Linked DNA regions of Homo sapiens: region 2 is linked to region 1. A link is a loop called in an ENCODE intact Hi-C map of the cell type or tissue named here. Cell type or tissue: dorsolateral prefrontal cortex. All regions are shown on one strand.

The links. Peaks named below come from ENCODE experiments on the same cell type or tissue, not always from the same donor. Only the 100,000 strongest peaks of a DNase experiment are listed, where the experiment ranks them.
Region 2: it touches region 1 in a loop (4-fold over the local background); 11 of 110 quality-filtered maps call a loop at or near these places.

What each region holds. Positions count from the first base shown.
Region 1 is chr4:38,563,907-38,566,406 of GRCh38, reverse strand. LINC02278 (long intergenic non-protein coding RNA 2278) reads right to left here and starts at 2,404. Exons shown (of 3, transcript NR_146991.1): 1 at 2,291-2,404. In dorsolateral prefrontal cortex, no CTCF peak of the experiment used is centred here; DNase peaks (open chromatin) are centred at 981 and 2,466; H3K4me3 peaks cover 592 bases; H3K27ac peaks cover 2,320 bases.
Region 2 is chr4:38,326,398-38,328,897 of GRCh38, reverse strand. No RefSeq gene overlaps it. Among named protein-coding and RNA genes, the nearest start is that of LINC02513, 39 kb to the left of the region's middle. In dorsolateral prefrontal cortex, no CTCF peak of the experiment used is centred here; no DNase peak of the experiment used is centred here.

The sequences.
Region 1 (2,500 bases):
CTGTTCTACTTAGTCCACGAGGAAGACTGAACAAAACACTAATACAGGTACCCTAGAATCAAAATCTACATGGAAAGTATTTATTTTATTTTGTGGAGCTTCCTAGATAAAGATATGATTGCTGAACTTTAGAAGTAGATAAATTCCTTGGCAGTGCTATGATTTTTTTTTCTTTTTGCTGTGGTGGCTTAGAAAGAAAAAGGAAAATAAAATGTTTTAGTATGGATATGGCTGGAAAAAGGAGAATAAATTACCTGACTACTGAATTTAGAGAAATTTAAATGCAAAAGGAAGTCGTTTTCCAACACCCCTCCCCTCTGGTAAAAAAGCAAACAAAACAAAACAAAACCAAACAACCTTGGTTTACTCAGACTTACCCTTCGAGACTTGGTGCAGGCATCAAAACCTTCTATGGCTACCAATATCCTCAATAGGCTGTTTGTTCTTTCTGCACCTCTCTCTCTTCCCTTTTCCCTTTTCATCCTACACGTCTCTACTCTCAAATCTCCTTTCCCACTCCTGTTTATATTGGAGTCTCACAGCGGACACAGACCATGGTCTCATGGAGGCCTTTGTAAGAAGTTACTAAAGTTACTAAAACTAATGTGTTCCTACAGACATTATGAAGGAGGACTTCGGACAGAGACAGCAAGTTGATTTCCTGGAGCAATACCTAGGGAATTATTCTTTTGGCTCTGAGAGGATGATATTTTAAGTTGTTACATATTTGCTGATCTTCAGGAGATTGCTGGAACCATCCTGCATGTACAGGAAGCTTGGGCTCTTGGCCCAAATTGGCTCAGGGTCTAAATATTTGGAAGATGAATACTTGGAAATGCATTTAAACATTTAAAGCATTTTATTTATTTTTCCAGTGAGTCTCATTGTTAGTGCAGTACAACTTTGCAGCAAGACTGTATCTGCTGAAGACATGAACCTTGTGGACAAGCCCAGGCCTGGGCTCCACCTCAGGTCTTGGCGGGAAGCCAGAGGTGCATGTCTATTGGCTAATGTCCACACTCCTGAAGTGGGTTATTATTACAATCCCTCACCTTAAACGCCTGCATTCTAAAGTCATGCTAAGGGTCTGACCCAAATGGAACACTGGAACACACACAGACACACGCACGCGCGCGCACACACACACACACTTTTCAAACCAAATGTTGCACTATTTCCTTTCTTTTGTCAGTGCTGAATCTATATTATTATTGTCAGCTGTTAACTCTACACTGATGATGCACTGTGGTCAGTTTCCCTCTCTAGCCTTCCAGCCAAGGTATCTTTTGGCTGCTATATGCTTAGAGGAGGCAAACTAATATGAATGTATTAGATTATGTAAAACATAATTAGGGAGGGAAATTTGCTGTAAAAGCATCCTATGTATTTATAGAACTCAGAGGAAATTATAAGCAATGTGGGGGGAGATTTCATGTTCTTTAGACTCACAGATAAACTCTAGGACCTAAGTGATTGGAACTATTTCCCTATCGCAATCAAATTATCCAGATAATTACCAAATATCTACTTTGCTATGCTACAGAGTCACAAACGCACATTGTCTCAATGGCACGGGAGTAAGCATCAGCTTCATTTCTAATAGGTGAAGTAGAAAAGGGGGCCGGGCGGAGGGGCTCATGTCTGTAATCCCAGCACTTTGGGAGGCCAAGGCGGGAGGATCACGAAGTCAGGAGATCGAGACCATCCTGGCTAACATGGTGAAACCCCGTCTCTACTAAAAATACAAAAAATGAGCCGGGCGTGGTGGCGGATTCCTGTAGTCCCAGCTACTCGGGAGGCTGAGGCAGGAGAATGGCGTGAACCCGGGAGGCGGAGCTTGCAGTGAGCTGAGATCGCGCCACTGCACTCCAGCCTGGGCAACAGAGCGAGACTCCGTCTCAAAAAAAAAAAAAGAAAAGAAAAGGGGTGCGCTGGGGTGGGGGGAGTATGGGAGTACACCTGGCCTTGGTAATTGACACTGTAAGGTGTCTTAACAACAATGATAACAACCATCTCAATAGAATTTGGGATGTGGTAGCAACAGTAAAAATTATATTAAACTGGGCCCCATGCCCAGACTATCAGCCTCAAATAAACAAAGTACAAGAAAAACACTTCAAGAGGGACTAACTTGTGAATCAAGGAAGCTAAATAAGCCAGAGACGTGCTCGCCGGAGGAGACAATGCTTTCACCTCCTTGAAAAAGCTTTTGCCCAACCTAATTAAAATGCCCCATCTAATTAAAAATCTAACCATAATCCCACTGACAGCCCCTAGCTCCACCCCTTACCATTGTCACGATGCTCAGTTGAGCCCCCTTAGCTGAAAAATTATTGAAATAGAGTGGATTTGAGTGCGCAGGCATAATTCCCAGCCTACCACAGAGTTGGAGGCAAAGACGCTTAGTGATTTGCACAGTGGTTGGTGGTGTCTCACTCAGCAATGATGTATGACACGGATGAGTGCAGAGCGGCCATCTGCTGTTGAGGAGGGTGACAGA
Region 2 (2,500 bases), 240 kb after region 1:
TCAGCCTTTTGGCTAAGATCAAGTATAGAAACACACACACACACACACACACACACACACACACACACACACACACAGAGACACATGCACCCTGCAAGAAAGCAAGAGAGAGAAGAAAAGAGAAACCAAGAGGGTGAAAGGAATGGGAGGAGGGAGGAAGGAAGAAGAGGGAGGAAAAAGAAGGAGGGAGGAAAAGGAAGGAAGGAAGGAAGGAAGGAAGGAAGGAAGGAAAAGAGGAAGGCCAGGATGGAGAAAAAGAGGGAGAGAGGGTGGGAGAGAGAAAATCACTCAGAAACAAAAATGTGTCTGGTTATAAGAGAGCCGGCCTTCTGCAGAGACCACTGTACTATATGGACTAAGACTGATTTCTTTGGTTCATTATTCTCCTGGCTGGAGAGGAAGTGCCAGAATTATCTGCAGAAAGCATCTGGGGAAATAAGAAGTCTTCTGTAACCTGAGAAGAGAAAAGGCTTTGACATTCCTCAGGCTGGGGTGTGTCTTTCGCCTATGCTATGCTAATTAGCTTCATGATGGAGGTTTTCTATAGGCCTGGATGCTGGACTGGTGCTGGTTCACTTAGGACATCAGATAGAGGCTGCAGCATGCAGTGAGCCAGCTCCAGGGTGGACCCACTGGCTGGCATGAGATGGCAGGGAGAGGAGGCCCAGGTACTAGCCTAGATCAAAGCCAAACATCACAAAAGCTGAGCTAGTGGAACCATCTGTTGATGAATACTCCTCACCCTGGGCAAGTTTAAGAACAACTGGATGAAGGCCAGGAGAGGCACCGAGGCCTGTGTGCCCTTTAAGGTGAGCCTGCGCATCCTCTACAGCCTTGGCCGGGCCTTCATGATTTCAGGACACTAAATCTGTGCTCTCTAAGCCCCGCCATTTCATTACATTGTGGTTTCTGTTTCTCCTTGGTTTCCTAGTCACACTTATTTTGGAAAATGTTAACACTTTCTCAGTTGAATTAAGGTATAAAGGGTATGTCTACATCTTAGTTAGGAAAAATAAAAACACTCCCCCTGCACCCAATAAAAAACCCATGAATATCAATTCAATACTTGCACTCTGTGTCTAAGGTGTAGGGGTGAGGACCGAACATCTTTAGAGCCAGATAAACACACTTCAGTCCCAGCTCCTCCATTAACAGCTTGTGTGACCTTCGATAAGTTAACCTCTCTGAGACTCAATTTCCTTATCTATAAAGTGAGGATACTTGTATCCAACTCATAGGATTGTATGATAATAAAGATCAAATAAGTTAATAGATTTGTGGCAGGAACTGCTCCATGTCTACCTAAATATGTATTCTCTCTTTCTTTTCTAGTAATGGATTTTGACCTGGGCACATGGCAGCCTGAAATAAAGACTATATTTCTAAGTATTCTTGCAGCTAGTTGTTCTGTTTAACTACATTCTGGCCAGTGACTTATAAATGGAAATGCTGTGATCAGCTTCTAGGGAAGGCCCTTAAATTGAGAAAGCAATGGTGTTTGACCTGCTTCCTTTTCCTGCTGGTTGGAGAACAGAAGTGATAGCTGGAGCTCAAGCAGCCATCTTGGTCCAAGAGGCAGCAGAATAAAGATGGTAGAAGACTAAGAAGAAAGGAGGCAGGGCCTCTCTGAAGCTTCATGAAGCCATCATACAGCCCTTACACTGCTGACCTGTGGATTTCTTTTAAGAGAGGAATGAACTAACCTTTACAAAAATCCATTTTGAGAGAATTTCCTGTTATTTACTGTTGAACTTAAATCTCACTGGAGCCATATGACATGTAGAGTATATAGCACAGTGCAAGTCAAATTCCATTATTATTTTCCTGCTTTTTAGAAAATACATATCAAAGATATCAAAAATACAGACATAAAGCAGAAGGACCAAGAAGGCCAAAGAAGAGATATTGGCCACCCCTTCCTGGTTTCGGTACCACCCCCAGGGCCATGTGAGTGGGAGAAGAAATATGGTCCTTGCCAGGCAGTGGCTACAGGCAGCATGGGCAGGATGGGACACTTTGCCTCCTGGCCTCACTTTATTCCCTCTGCTAAGCCTCTGCTGCAAGGAGGAGTACGATCTGGAGAAGTGAAAAAAAGGACAAAAAGAGCTCCCAAGAAACACATAAACTTGGACACAGGTAGAACTGGGTTTGCCTTTTGGCTTTTCCACCTACTTGCTGTGTGACTTTGGGCTACTTACCAAACCTCTCTGAGCCGCAACCTCCTCATGTTACAATGAAACACGAGATAATACTGATCCCTTAATGTTGTTGCTATACTTAAACAAGAAAATGTCAGTCAAGGGCTGAACAGAGTGCCTGACACCTTATAAGTACTTAAGAAATGAAACCTGAACTTCATCTTTTACTATTTCCAACCCTCACCCAGGCTTGACTCTGATCCCTGTGCTAATTACCGCCAGCATGGATGGTTTTCTTTCCCAGAGCTGTGCCTTTTGCTCAGTAGGTTTCTATCTAAAGAGCTCCATCAATCCTTTCGGTC